Linked DNA regions of Mus musculus: region 2 is linked to region 1. A link is a loop called in an ENCODE intact Hi-C map of the cell type or tissue named here. Cell type or tissue: heart. All regions are shown on one strand.

Region 1 (8,000 bases):
GCTTCTATGATCTACCTCACCACTAGCTGCTCCCTCTTAAAGATCTGCCTTATCTCAATACTATAAAAATGGCAACCAAGCTTCCAGCCCATGAACTTTTGGGACCGATGGTGTTCAACATGTGGCAGTTATTCATAAGGATTTGTTCAACTACCTGCTTTGAGTTCTTTGGAGGATCATCTAAGAGCTGGTTTGAAGCTGGTTTGTGTAGACATTCTGTGTATGGCTTTTAGAGGAGCTTCCTCTACCTTTCTACCTGCCACAAATCAGAGTGCCAGTTTTCTTACAGCCTTGCCAGCACTTAGTTTCTCTCCTTTCTTAAAAGAAAAAAACCATTATGATCAGGGTAAAGTGGTTTCTTGTTGTGATTTAATAGTCTTTTTAAACTTTAGTGCTCTCCGGTTAAAAGTAAAATTGACTGAATTTTGTTCATCTTTTAGGTAGGATGCTTTGGCTAGACCTCGAAGGGAAAAGCAGTTATTCATGATCTGTTCCATGCTAATGCATTTTGATTTGCATTGTTTTATAGTTGTATTGAAGGATGATTTCTCAGAACAGAGCTAGATAAAACAGCCCTTCTAAGTTCTAGGAAGAATGATTCAGTCTTTTCTGATCAGCTGATTCTTGAATGTAGTTAATAATGCTGAGAAATGACCTATAAATATGACATGTCCTTTACCCTTAGTTTGGGAATATAAGAAAGATGTTTCCACACTCTTCAGAGACTTATAACCCTTATCTCTTTACTGATGAATAATAGAAAGAATTAAAATTTAAAAATAACACAACCATAAAGTTTGATTCTCTCATATAAATAAATTTAGAGAGAGTCTTTGGTCTATTGTAAAGGTCCCATGAAGTAATTAAAGATATTATTATTATTATTATTATTTACCATTTCTACTTCACTGTCTTTCGGAACTCATGCTTGAGATTACTTCACGGTCTGGGATATTTCTGTAGTGTCCATGATAAAAAGATGTCAGGGGCACATAGGGTGTGCCACAGAGCTGAGCTAGCCTTATGTAAATGATCTTCCTGGGAGATCTGTATTACACTTTCCTTTATATAATCATCAATCAACACTTAGACTTATGGCCAAAAGTAGCCAGAGGGAGGCTGTTTTATCTGAGTACCTTTCTACCCAAATAATCTTGGCGTTTTCTTACTACTAGAGAAAAACTAAAGACAATTGCTATTGGACAGGTTAAAAAGACAATTACAAAACCATCGTTTCTCAGTAAATTGCATTGGACAGTGTCCTAGATATCAATTTATAATTCCTCCATCATAATCATAGAGCACACTATCTATGCTGATTATGGGGAAGATGTTAAGGTCTGAAGCAACCTTAGCTCAGTTTCTGTCATTCCCTCATCTACAAATCCATATATTTATTCTTGATCTGTAGTCATAGAACACCTATGAGATTTTAATCGAGCAGTTGGTGCCTCATATTCCTTGAACACTTAAAAATCCATGAAAGTAATGGAGCCATAAAAGTAAAAGTGGAGATAGCTCAGTGGGTAGAAGCATTTGCTGTTCTTGCAGGGGAACTAGGTTAAGTTTCCAGTACCCAAGTTGGGTGGCTCACAGCTGCCTAGAACTTCAGCTTCAGAGGACCCAATACCTTCCACTAGCCTCCATGATACTGGCTCTCATGTGCACAGAACTCCACACAGATGCATAGTTAAATTTATTTTTTAAAACATGAAGTGAAACCAAATGTTCTCTAGCTAGAACTATTTACTGATACTCACCTGGGTGGCCTTGCATACAGGTTTAATCCCTGTTAATCCATTTCCTTTTACAGAAGGACAAAGCCTCAGTTTGCTTTAAATAGAAAATACAATGCATGGATAGAATATCTCACGTTCTAGTACATGGCACGGACCACCTCCATTTGTCCTTACTTTAGGTCAAATTCTACTTTAGTAAAATGTATTTACTTATTTTAGTATTATATTGAGGTAAATGCAAACTCAAATAAGAAGCTCGTGTGGAGAAAAGTACAGTCTTTCAGAAATCAAATAAAGTTGCTTAATGCTTCCCCTAAGCCCCTTCGGTTTGGAGGTTTTATCTTATCTTCTCCAGTGAGGCATTGAATAGGAATACTCTAGTACCTTAGAGCTCTTGTGAATGTGAACATGCAAACAGGTGTGGAGATTGCTCTGGCCAGGGAGGGAACTGGGCAGGAGAGGGGATGAGGAGTGGAGGGGAGCTGAGGTCAGATGTAGAGAAAGCCAAGGAGAGAGGGCTAGGACAGTAAATGGAAATGTGTGTGTGTGTGGGGGGGGGGGGCATCTCTAGGGCTTGCCAGAGACTTGAGATGGGGGAGGTGCCAGGGAGTCTACAATGGTGGAACTAGCTGAGACACCTAGCAGTGGGTGATATGAAGCCTGAAATAACCACCTCCTGTAGCCAGGCAGGACTCCCAGTGAGGGGGTAAGGTCAGCAACTCACCCACAAAACATTTAATTCAAAATTTGTCCTGTCTACAAGAAGGGGGGTGGAGGGTGGGGCAAAGATGTCACAGAGACTGAAGGAATGGACAACCAACCAATGACTGGCTTAACTTGAGTCCATCCTGTGGGCTCTGTTATGCTTGCAGAGAGGAATCTTGCCTAACTCTCCTCTGAGACGCCCCAACCAGCAGCTGGCCAAAACAGATGCAGAGCCACAGCCATCATTAGATAGAGCTTGGAAAGTCTTACGGAAGAGTTGGGGGAAGTATTGAGGGATCTACGGGGGATATGGACTCCACAAGAGCAAGAGTCAACTAACAGAGACCCTCCCCCACCCCTGTGCACATATGTAGCAGATAGGGAGCTTGGTCTTTATGTGGGTTCTCCAACTACTGGAAAAGGGGCCGTTCCAACTCTGTTGCCTGCTTGTGGATCCTGCTCCCCTAACTGGGCTGTCTTGCTTGGCTTCGGTGGAAGGATGTACCTAGTCCTGCAGTGACTTGAGGTGCCAGGGAGGGTTGGTACCCAGGGGAGACCAGCCCCTTCTCAGAAGTGAAAGAGAATGGGGGGGATAATGGGGTGGAGCACTGTGAAGAGGGGATTAGGAGGAGAGGTAGGGCTGTGATTGAGATGTAAAGTGAATAAATAAATAAATTAATGGGAAAAAAGAGGCTTAAAGAATAAGAAACCAGACTGTATTGTGCCAGCCAGCGGTAGGAGTGGCTGTGAGGGTTAGAATGCCTTTTCATCCATGCCTAAGAAAGCCCCAGTTCTTTGGAACTTCAGTTCTACTGCTGTCCTGTGTAGACACTAGCACCTATCTCTGTGGGTACATGGAGGCAGGGAGGTTAGAGGGCTTCTTTCAGTGTTTGGAAGTTGAGCAAATCTAAGTGCAAAAGTTTGCCTTCAGATGTAGTTGCCATGTGACTTCAGTGCCAGTGAGGTGCACCCATTGTTGAGATCCACTAGTCTATAATGCTCAGGTTCTAGAAGGTTCTTTGCCAGGTTCTCTGCTCTATACATCTAGACATAAATCCTGTGGATAGAGCATGGCAGAAATTCTAACTGAGAAGCCATATGGCTTTTCCTCTACTTAACCTTTTGTCTTTTTTCTGAAGCCTCAGATCATCTCTTAAATGTATTTCCATTTGTTATTTTAATTTGGCAAAGTGAAATAGTCTCAGAATTTGGTTCCTCGCTTGCAAATGGATATGATGGTATACTCTCTGTTGACAGTCTTGGAACTATGAACATGATACTGAAATCAGAAGTATTTTACCCTGAGGTTGAAACCAAGGGACAAGGTTGCATGGTCAGTATGACCTTTGGGCTGTAACTTGATTAGGGGTACCTTTTCTTGAAACCAGGTCTCCATAGAATGGATTTCTTTGTAAACTCTTCAGTTAGTTTGTATCCAGGGTGGACCCCTCTGCCAGTGGACTGTTTCTTGGATGATAATTGGATCTTCTGATTATTTTGTCTTTATTATTTTATTCTGGTTGCTTTCAGATTCATCCTGTCTCATTATAGGTGTTAGCATCTTGTACTGGAATCTATGATATAGCAAGGCTCCAACAGTGTGGTTGTGTTCAAGATGGGTTACAGGATGCAGAAGGGAGGTGGAGGGGAGCTTGAAGGACTTGCCCCATACCATGGGTCCTGACCCTTGTGCAGATGTAATAATCTAGTGAAAGGACTTCCACCATTCACCCCTTTGGATTTTTTTCTTAGGCTCTTTCCCTTAGAAATGGGTAGTTAAGGTTTAATTGTAGAATTAGACCTCTGGAACTCAACTTTACATGGAAATTCTGACCCTTCCTTCTCTTCTTTCTCTTCCCCTTCTGTATAGTTTCTTTTTAAAAATTTATATACCTCCTTTTTGCTGTGTTTCTTTTCCTTCTCTCTCAAGGGCCTTTGAAAAAATATTTAAATGTTATTAAGAAACTGCTATCAGGGATTCCTTTGTTCTAAAGTCATTTAGAAGATGGCTTTCATTTTTGTTAATGAATAAAAAAATGTCAACCTGTATGTTAGAATGTGCCAAGCAGTGCATCCATTAGTGAAAACTCTCAGCTTTGAATATTGCCTGGCTCTTACTCCTTTCAGAAGTCAGGCCTTCTCCCCGGGTTCTGTAAAGGTCTTTAGCTCATCCATCCTCCTAGATTTCTTTCTGGTTCTTATCTAGAGTGTAGCCTGCTGTTTAAAACGTAATATCTTCCCAATGCCACTTTACCTGTTTGTACCCTTACCTCATCCCTAACCCCCATCCTTGCTTCTTAGGAAACCTCAGTTTTCTATAAGCTGAGCTGGAGATAGTTTCAAAGAGGTGCTTGGACTTTAATTAGTATGGAAACCCCTTCTGCTTGAGGGTTTGCCCTGCAGTCTCTCTGGAAGTCAGGTTGATTCCAGTAGGGAGGGGAGGGAGGCTCTGAACTAGATGTGCTCCTGGCGGCCAGCCCTGGAGACTCGGAGCTCTGAGCCAACCATGAAGTCATTTTTGAATTTAAGGCGTCTTTTTAATCCAAGGCAGTGTCTCTTAATTTGACAAAGGAAAAGCTGCAGGATAAGCAACTCTCACTGAGAGCTCTGTGGCTGGGTGCTTGTAAGTCTACATTGTGCTGAGGAGACGTGGCCATGTGGGAGAATAGGTTTCTTTCCTTCTCTTTTTCCCTTCTCCCTTCTCCTTTCTTTTTCTCTTATTGGGCCAATTTAGCCCTGCAGTCTGGCCTCTGCAGTGGCTTGATGTGAAATTTGAGAAACATATGTAGTTTTCTATTTCAGGAAAATGATCTCAGGGATTGAATGTGGTTTTTTTTTTTTTTTTTTTTTTTTTTTTTTTTTTTTTGGCTGTTAAGCTCTGATCTTGCCCAGTGTGGGTTTTTTGATGATGGGAAAGAGGCTTCGAAGTGCTTCTTTATCAGAATTTCATGCAATAAAACTTTAGGGTTGGTTTCTTTACTTTGGCCCCTATCCCCACCCAGGCTCAAAACACAGTGTCATGTGTTCTGTTGAAGTGCAATGAAACACACATTGTTCCCATTACAATGGCTTCATTGCCTGGGTGCACACACATGAAGAGAAATGGCCACTGTGTCCCGTGTCTGTCCTTCACAAAAGCTATTTTAACTGTAATTCAGTGGAGGGCTAGGGGCTAGGGGCGGGGGGGGGGGGTGGGGTCTGTGTACTGTTTTACAGAAAGGAAAAGAGATCCCTTAGGGGAAAGCTTGCCTTTGTGTTGTTTTGGAAAAGAGATGGACTTCTGATATTTCAGTTCGAACCGTCTTCTGTGAGCTAGACCTCTCTCCTCTGACTGTCTGCAGCAGAACAAGGCATAGCCCCAGCTTCTGAGGAGCATCCCAGCCAGTGATGAGCAAAAGGCCACATGAGTAGGGTTCTATTCATTAATGGGAGTTGCTTTTTAAAGATAGTGGTGTGCTTTTCTGTCTGGGTATCTAGGGAATGTCTGGTGAAGTAGCAGGTAATAATGTACAGTGATAGGAGTCATTCCAGGACATACTAGAGATATAGAGTGAAACCTGTCTACACTAGACTGGATGGGCTGAGGGGCAGGACAGAAGAGAAAGCCAGTGAAGGGCTCGTCCTGTGGGAAAGGAACTACATTCTGGGATATTGTGCATTTGTCCTATGTGGTCCTGATAGTGTGCCAAGGAACATGTTCTGGCTCACACAGCTGCTACGGAACAGAGGCTGGGGCCCACCTAGGAATGCATGCATGGCTTCACAGCCATGCCTCTTACTGTGTCCCATCTTTTTTACAGAGAAGAAAATGTGGGATTTCTCGTTCCTTTTACACTGCACTCCTATTTACTTTCTTTGATGTCTTGTAGTGAATTGTCTCAAAGCCTCACCCTTTGTTGAAATTCTTTGCAAAGGTTTAAAGGATTGTCCAGCAGTGGTAGAGGTGGCCTTCAGTGAAACAAATGCAGAGCTTAAACATCAGGGTACTTCCCAAGGAGCTGAAGGGGTCGGCAACCTATAGGAGGAACAACAACATGAACTAACCAGTACCCCCAGAGCTCCTGTCTCTAGCTGCATATGTAGCAGAGGATGGCCTAGTCGGCCATCAATAGGAGGAGAGGCCCTTGGTCTTGTGAAAATTATATGCCCCAGTACAGGGGAATGCCAGGGCGAGGAAGTGGGAGTGGGTGGGTTGGGGAGCAGGTGGTGGTGGGGTATAGGGGACTTTCAGAGAGGAAACTAGGAAAGGGAATAGCATTTAAAATGTAAATAAAGAAAATATCTAATAAAAAAAAAAGAAAAAAATCAGGGTATTTCACTGTGTAGACTCATGTGGTACAGTCAGTTGTTGGTAGGGAAGGTTTGATGAGAATCACATTGTAGTCAGAGCATCTCTGTAGAAGCATTTCTGATCTCTAACAAAAGGGACCTATGGTCTCAAAATTGGTGTGGTTTTGTTTGTTTATTATAAACAATGATTCATTCTTATACTTGACTTTCTGTTCATAATCCACTATTCCCTTTCCTAATGAGTTTCCACATATAATATTCTAGTCCTAAGAATCCCGAAATTTCCTTTAGAAAGTAGTGTGAAGACATCATCTGTGGAAAGGAGAAAGTGGGCTCCAGGATAAGCAGAGTCTGGATTCTGGAGTGGAAAGCCACCAACCGTTTTGACTTCCCATCATGCCCCTGTGTACTTTCTTCTCTCCTTTGTTCATCATTGCTTGGTTTGGGGCTTGGCAGAGATTATGTGTAGAAAGCTCTTCCTACAACAGGTTTAAGGCATGCTAGCTACCTACATGGCTTGTTACCATTAACCTTCAAGAGGGTGTCATCACTGCCAGGACATCACGAGATCTACATTTGAGAGCCAGTGAGATGGTTCAGCAGGTTAAGGTATGTGCTGTCAAGTTTGATCGTGTGAACCTATGCTATGATGTAAGGAGAGAACCAACACCTTCCTCCAATTTGTCATCTGACCTCCACATGTGTGCCTGAGCGATGGTGACCCACACCTCCAATAAGCAAGCAAGCAGCAAACAAACAAATAAATGTAATAAAGAATAAAACCAACTTTATGCATTTATCTCCTTGCCATCTCTGTTAGCTTTTTGCTGCTATAACAAACACCTGGGTTAATTAGTTTATAGAGAGAAAAGGTTTAATTTGGCTCACACGAACAGTTGGACCAGTTCATTTGGAGTGTAGCAGAGCAGCACATTAGGAGTGTCGGGACAAAATTGTTCACATCACAGCTGGTTTGTGAAAGAGAGAAACAAGCTAAAAACTTGCAATTAGAACCCACCTTAAAAGAGTTTCTATCGCTGCTCATGAGTGCCAAATTCGGAATCAAACCTTTAAGCACATGGGCTTTTAGGAAACATTTAAGTTCCAAACTACAGTACCATTTTTGATCATTATGCACATAGCTTCAAATAGACTTTTAATTTAAAAAATTGATTTTTTTTCATAGCACCCAAATTGAGCTGTTTTTAACTCTCCACATGCATTTGAAACATTTCAGACATAGCAGGCACCCCCCAGGTTTGAGCA
Region 2 (8,000 bases), 88 kb after region 1:
CCAACTCTTCAGATGATTTGTTCAATTGAATCCCTGGTGTGGATTTCTTAAGCAAAAAGATATATATATATAGCCATTACTGAGCCTTCTGTTTCTATTAAGCAAGCTTCCTGTTTCAGGCCTTCCCTTCTTCACTCTTAACTTCTTAAGGTGTAGCATTAACACAAAGTCTTAAGCTTTTCAGTGTTCTCCATGGCAAACCAAGTTTCTTTGGTATTAGTAATTTTACCACGATTCCTCACTGTGCTGTCCTAGCTTTCAAATGTTCTTGCTACTGTTAGTTTGTCTTGTAACTTACGCTGGATGGGTTTGCACTTTAGAGTAAAATCTAAAATACGTGCTATGGTGTAAGTAGGGAAATTAGCCCTGTACCATATTGGTGGGATATAAAATGATGCTGGTGTCATGGAAACTGTGAAGCTGCTGCTCAAGGGGAGCAAACTAGAACTCCATTAGGATCCAACATAAATGTTTAAGGTATATGCTCAGGGAATTGAGAGCAGTGGCCCATAGAAGTATTTTTCTAGCCATGTTCCTTGGATCATTTATAATAGCCAAAAATTGAAAACAGTCCATAGATTGGAGAGGGATAAACAAAAGTGGTACAGAAATTCAATGAAGCACTATTCACCCTTTAAAAGCAAAGAAATTCTGCAACATACTATCACATAGATGAACCTTTGTGCTAAACAACATCATGTAAATGTCAGACATAAAAGTAAAATACTAGATGATTCCACTTAAAGTACTTCCTGTCTGAAAGAATTACAGAGATGGAAATGGAGAACAGCCTGAGGAAATGAAGGTCCAGCAACAGGCCCAAAGTGAAATCCAGCTCAGGGGGAGGTCCCAAAGCCTGATACTACTACTGAGGCTATGGAGCACTCAGAAAAAGGGATTTATCATGACTGCCCTCCGAAAGACCCAGCAAGCAGCTGAAAGAAACTAAGAAGAAGGGCGATCCTGTAGTAGGACCAGCAGTCTCAATCTGGACCCCGGAGATCTCTCAAACACTGGATCATCAAATAGACAGCGTACACCAGTTGTTATGAGGCCCCTAACACACATACAGTAGAGGACTGCCAGGTCTGTGTTCATTCAGAGTTGAAGCACCTAACCCTTAAGAGACTGGAGGCCCCAGGGAGTTTAAAGGTCAGGTGGGGTGGGGAGTGGGGGCATCCACGTGGAGACAGGGGCTGTGGGGAGGATGTGCGGGATTCGGGGGGGAGGGGGGTTAGGGAATGGAATATGGAGTGTAAGAAACAAATTAAAAATAAAATTAAATTAAAAAAAAAAGGAAAGTACTACTGTTGTTTCAGTGTATTCCCCCAATATTCATGAGTTGCCAGTCTAATCCTAAGTTTTGTATAGTAATAGTATCTGGAGATGGGACCTATAGGAAATAATGAGGATCTGATGAGGTCATGAGGGATGGTGGGCCCTCTGCCATTAGAGCTTAATAAGGAGAGACCTGTGCTAACAAGCTTGCTTTGGCTTACTCTTTGATACCTCTTAAAATTCCAATATTATATTCTCAACCTGTTAGCTTCTATGTGTGCTAAATAAGCTGTCATCTTTTATTTGTAAATTTCCCAGTCTGTAGCCTTCGGTTACAGCACAAAAACCACACTAAGACTATTGTTTTAGCAGTGTTAGTCAGCCTTCCCTCACGATAACAAATATAGGAAATAATCATCTTACGAAGAAGAAAGGTTTCTTTTGTCTCCGAGGCTGCAATGAGCCTGTGGCAAGGTAAGGCAGTACAAGACAACTGAGAGTACTTGGCAGAGGAAAGATGTTTCTGTCCTGGATGGGAAGTAAAATAAGAAGAAGGGGTTGGAATCCTCCAGTCTTCTCAGTGATCTGCCGGCAATGGCCAAAGACTGCCCAGTAGCAGACAGTGTCTGCTGTGGGTCCTAACCACCTCCCCGTAGTTTGTTGCCTATCAAGAGACAATCTTCAAGACATGGGCCTTTAGAAGACACTTAAGATCCAAACTGTAGTGCTTGAATAGACCAGTTTATAGAGATAAAAAGTGAAATGAAGATTATGAAGGGCTGGGGGAGGGTGGGGTGCTGCTGTTGTTTGGTGAACATTGTGAATATCATTTCAGTTTTTCCAGGTATATGTGTCCTGGAGATAGAGAGAGGTGGTGGTTTGCCCAACAGTGTGAGTGTACTTCATACAGTGGATTAGACTCAAAGTTAAGATGATAAAATTATATTATGTGTATCTTAGCACTATTTTAAAAGTAAATAAATAATTCCTTTTTAATTGTGCTTGGTTCTCTTCTCGAGAAGACAGAGATTAATCGTTGTATTCAATCTGTCACATAAACTGTAAGTCTATTACTTCTTCTTACCTGGTAGTTGAAGAGACATAACCTTTTAGTAGTTAAATATCACTCTGGTCACAGAAATAGTCACTAGCATGTAAGAATGTCATCAAATCTGAAGGAAGGCTGAGACTCTCATCCTCCTACCTCCTAGATAGACTCATTCCTTCATAGCCATGAGTATTCAGCAGGTCCCACCTTACACCACTCTTGCATATAGCAATGAGAAGGTCAGCTAAGGTTGTAATGCTATGACAGCCCAGACAGTATGCAAGGACAAACAGGGGCCAATACTGGATCGGAATGAAGATGTTTGGAACATGGGTAGAATATCTTTTCTAAGGAAGAGACTCTTGAATTGAGACTCCATTGTGAAGACCGAGGAATGTTACATGTCAACAAGAATGTTCCTCATAGAAACGGTGGTACATGTAAGGGGTAAGACATGGAGATCTGACTAATATTTTTGAACCACTTTAGCCTAATGTGATGGGAGAGGGCTGTAGAAGACCTAAGAAGGTAAAACCATGTGCCCTGGAGGAGCCCAGTGTCCTCTGAATATAATCAGAAGCCATCATGGTGGTTTATAGAAAAGAAATGATGATCCCACTTTTAACATCCAGTTGACTTTCCCCTTGTAGATATCAGAAATACATGATTAAACACTGTTATTCACAAGGAAAATTGTAACCTGGTGACTAGTGGAAGGCAGACACCATCATTACAATATATCAGTCTATCATACAGTGTACACTTCAGAACCAATTGTGACTTTAAGGAAAAACAAATGTCCATGGTCAGACATTTGAGAGTGCGGAATTCCTGTCCTTGTCTTCTTAGCCTGTCATTGCATACCAGCATTCTGAAATCTCAGAGGTGCATGGTGCTCTTGAAACATACCGAATTTCTTTTAGCTTAGCATTTATTTCTGTTTCATTTGCACTAAGAGCTGCTTTCCATCAACAGATAAATGTCTTTTTAAAATAGTGTGCAAAATACTTTGGCAAGTGTTAAATTCAGGTATGTATTTATATGGCTATACATGGCTCAGGGTGCTGGGCAGGTAGGCAGTTGGGGTAATGTTCCTGGAGATGGTGATTTCCATGCTGCCTCCTAGTGGATATAGAGAAGGTAGTTATATGAAGGAGCAAGGAAGGGCACAGAGTGAGGATAGCTTTCAGCCCAGGATATGGAAAAGAACAAGGCCTATTCATCAAACCTAGGCAAGTAGTTTTGTAATCTTCCAGCAGGAAAAGAAAGAGGAATTATTGAAGTTTATGTTTTCATCCTTAGTCTTATCATTTTTAAAAAAGGAAGGAGAGTGCTGTATGCCCTGAGTTGGAAGTTTTATAGGAACTGCTGGTTTCTGCTGTGTGGGAGACCTGGTCCTCTGCCTTTTCTGCTCATCTGGTTCAGGTGACTTTCTGCATCTTTCTCCTTTGAGAGCGTCACACTCTGAGAAGCCCTTTCTAGAAGGTCAGGCAGAAACCCAGATGTGTGATTCTCCTGTATCAAGTGGCTTTGTTTTCCTGAAAGTTGGTTGGTCTTAATACACATAGCTCTACCAACACAGCATGGCTAATTTTGTCTTCTTATTGTTTAAGAATATTCTCATACTGGTACCTCACTTTCCCATGTATTTTCTTCTAGACTCATTTAGATTTGACTTTTTGCCTAATTAGAGGCCATCCCATTTTTGGGTGAAAAGGTATGTTCACGCCCAGCAGAACTCAGGGAAACAGAGCCCCTCAGACTCCAGGTGTAGGAGCTGAGGGTCCTGTGTGGGAAGATGGGTAACAGACTCATTGGCAGTCCCCTTCCTGAACTTTCCTATGCCACACAAGACAATAGATTTCACTAAGCTTAGCTTTGTGTCATTGTCACTGGGTGACTAATGAAAGAACCTCTTCCTATCCATGGTGCCAAGGGTTTTCTACTCTTTTCACAATTTTCTAAAAAGCATGCCATTAATTCTCTTAGAAATAAAGGGGAGGGGGACAGAGAGTTGCTAGCTTCAAGTCTCTTGATTGGTCAGGAAGAAGGCCATCTTTACATGGTGGTTACAGGTGCAAGGCTCATACTCCCTACACAGTTCCCTCAAATATTGTAACTGCTGAAGTATTTCTGGGAATCCGTGCTTACCTTGGCTGATTTTGTAGGCCCCTTTAAAAGTATCGATCCTAGAAGCTCACTTCATTGCTGCTGATGAGAAATCAGAAACGGGCACAGTGATTTGTGTTTTCCATAACTTGCAGGGGACTTTGTGCATTAGAAGCAGCTGGAGCACTGTTTCAGTTGGCGAGGGGCTCCTGCTCAGAGTTTGGTTTCACTGGCTGAAGGTTGGGCCGAGCAAGTGTATTTCTTAAACGTTTCAAGGGATCCTTGGGCATGGCAGGCATGGAGTTGTGACGCTAGTTGTTATCTCGCTGGTCTACTAGAGCAGATGAGAAACGAGGTGCTAAAATAATGAGAAGACAGGAGCTCTGGGAAAGGGTTAATGCCACCCCTTCCCTCTCCTTCTGCCCTTCCTCATTTCTGCCCCCTTTCTTCTTCCCCCTTTGCCCATGAAATTTGTTTTGATTGTTCCCAAATATTTTTGTTGTTGTTCTTGTTAAGACAATAGGAAGATAGATAGGTTGGAATAGGATGTGGGCTCAACCAGCTGGCGTCAGTTCCTGGTTTTCCTATTTACCAAACACGTTCTCCATCTGAAGAACTGAGCTTCTAATGGCTGCCTTTTAGGTACTCATAGCCTGTACTTCATTTATCTTCTCCCTTTCTTCTCGCCCGATCAGATCTAAAGGCTTCATTCTTCATTTTTTAAATTATTTATTTTATGTGGATAAGTGGTTTACCTGCATGTATATCAGTGCACCACATGCATGCCGGGTACCCGAGGAAGCCAGAAAAAGGTGCCAGATCCCCCATCTAACTTATGAAAGGCTCCGTGAGGTTCCTCTTTACACTGAGGAGGTCAGATACAGACCATCCAAATTCCCAGTCACTATGTTACAAGTGATTCATTAAACTTATTGTTGTCACAAATCAAGAGAACAAAATGTGGATGAGCCAAACGGTAAGATTCTGTCCATAACCTGCATGCTAAACTTAGCCTATTCCTGATCTGAACCAGCTCACAGCCTTTCCTGCAATTTCTGTGCTAATCACAGCACCCTAAGAGGCATAGGGGGAGGGTCTGTGTGGCGGAGGCAAGGGTGAGTGAGAGTGTGTCAAGAAAGAAGGGGACTCATTATAAGAAATGATCTCACCCAGTTCTGGAAACTAGGGAATCCCTAGAGTTTCTGGTTTAGGGCCCACATCGAAAGTTCTGAGGAACAAGAGAGCCCATGTTATAGTTTCAATATAGGGTCAGCACACTCAAGTGAGGCACAGGAAGAGCAGTGGTTCAAGTCCAGAGGTGTGCAAAATGCTGAGGAATGTTACTCAGGTGTGAGCATAAGACTCACCCCAAAAGTCTCTCACAGAAATACTCAAAATATTGTTTGATCAAATTTCTAGACATTGTGTGGCCAAAACTTTCTCAATTCCTCCCTGAATCAGGAGGCTGAGTAGTATAAATAATTCTCACTAGCCACTCATACAACTCTCTCCCCTTATCTCTTAGCCTTGTTTATTCCTCTCTGTGTGGGTCAGCTTTCTGTTCCACAGAAAACACACCTAAGATAAACCAAAAGAAGAAAGATTTCATGTGGCTCACAGTTTCAGAGAGGACAGTCCATGGTTGCTTGACTACTATAGCTTTGCGCCAAATGTCAACATAAAGCTTTGGGGTATGGAGTGTGTGGTGTAACACAGCTGCTAATTTAGGATGCCAAGGGAGAGGGGAAGAGGCCATTACCTTTATATCCATACCTAGATAGCTTAACTTCCTTCTATTGGGCAACAACTCAGAAATATTACACCACTTTCTGACAGCATCAGAGACTGGTGACTAAGTATATGAGTCTTTGAAGGTCACTGAAGATCTAAATTACAGGTTTTTTTGTTTTTTTTTTTTTTTTTTTATGGTCAGATTAGCCCCGTCCCCCTACAGTATACTTTGAAATAAAGCTAAGTCCGGATTGCTTTGAAACAGAAAAAGAAGGGTTAAATATTCAATTCTAAGACATGGTTAAATAATATGACATATCTTAAAGTGTGGTATATTTTCCCCTCTGTGTGTAGGTGCATATGTGTGTGTGTGTGTTGTATGTATGTTTTTATATGGTATGTAAGCACATATGGATGCACATATGCATGTATAAAACAGGGGTCTCCAGCAATGTCTTCTTAATCTCTAGCTTAGCTTTTGAGACAGGGTCTCTGGCTGAACTGAACCTGGAGCTCACCAGTCAGCTGGACTGGCTGGCAAGAAGCCCCAAGGCTCTCCTGTTCTCTGTTAAGAAGTGCTGAGATTACAGATGTGTGCACTTTTACTCCTTGTTGGTTATTTTTTTTTTTAAATCTGGATGTTAGTGATCAAACTCAAGTCTTTCTGATTGCCCAGCAATCACTTTTCTGACCAAGTCATCTCCATAACATCATGATATATTCTCTAATAGAAAATATGATACTCATTGATGAGGAAAGACATCTGTTGAGCTTAAAACACAGACTTTACGGTTGTATAAACATACTAACTCTGCTACAAGGAATTGAATAAGGCATATCTTAATATTGTGGAGGAGTCTCATGTGATACTTTCTCAAATTTCATTACTATTTATCTCTGGGAAGGGGAAATGTAAAGAGACAGCATTTTTTTTTTTTTTTTTTTTTTTTTTTACTCTTTGTGTTTGTAGTTCCTATAATTAAGTCTTAACTACCTTCAAATTCATGTTCTCCATATTTATCTTTTAAAAGTCAGCTCTGTTGTTTATGCTAGGGCTTGGTGGGCTACTACTATGGGTGTCCCACTTTGAGTACCTCCCAGAGGATGTGTAACCCAAATGCCATCTCTGGAAACAACCCCAAAAGGTGACACTTAGCTCCCTTCTCCTCCCTTTTCCTGCCCTCTCTCTGTCTTTGTCTTCTTCTCTCTAGCCTTTCGGAACACTAACTCCTGTAGGAGTGGAGAGCTGGTTCTTGCTGTGCTCAGAGCTTCCTCTGGGGGCCCCTTCTTGTGTCCTAGGTAATTGGACATGGTGACTAGGGACTCTTTTTGGGGCTTTGAGCTAATTATCATTTTGACTAAAATCTGTTCACTTTTCTAGATCCTCTGTCCAAAGAATAAGACTTTTAAAACATAGAAATTAGATTTATAAAGTTTGAACTTTGCATTTTTTATCAGTTGACCATTTTCCCCAAAATGTGTATGCTACCCCCACCCCAGGTAATCGAGAGCTGTAGAGTTTAAGTGCTGTAAAGTCACAGCATGACTCTGGAATCTTCTATTACAATTGCATGAATTCACAGATTTGACTCCAATATTTTGATTAAATGACAACTTGGCCAGCTCTCCCTCTGTATTGGAGGGAGAATACTCCTTAACCCAAAGCGTCATCCCTTCTTTAATCTCCAGGTAGATGGTCTGATGGCACAGGTCAGGTTCTAGAATCAAACCTCTGAATCTTAGTCCATGAATCTGCATCCTTGGAGTGTAAGAACAATGCCTACATCAATCAGCCTTTGGGCATTTCCTTCTTTACTTGAGGCAGAGCAGAATT

Evidence for each region. A loop is a pair of places that touch in the nucleus more often than their neighbours do. Peaks named below come from ENCODE experiments on the same cell type or tissue, not always from the same donor. Only the 100,000 strongest peaks of a DNase experiment are listed, where the experiment ranks them.
Region 2: it touches region 1 in a loop (1.8-fold over the local background); 2 of 42 quality-filtered maps call a loop at or near these places.

The regions. Positions count from the first base shown.
Region 1 is chr4:95,632,106-95,640,105 of GRCm38, forward strand. All of the region lies in intron 5 of Fggy (FGGY carbohydrate kinase domain containing), which reads left to right. Among named protein-coding and RNA genes, the nearest start is that of Fggy, 79 kb to the left of the region's middle. In heart, a CTCF peak has its summit at 4,924; a DNase peak (open chromatin) is centred at 4,936; H3K27ac peaks cover 406 bases.
Region 2 is chr4:95,720,374-95,728,373 of GRCm38, forward strand. All of the region lies in intron 6 of Fggy (FGGY carbohydrate kinase domain containing), which reads left to right. Among named protein-coding and RNA genes, the nearest start is that of Fggy, 170 kb to the left of the region's middle. In heart, a CTCF peak has its summit at 3,452 (motif pointing left); no DNase peak of the experiment used is centred here.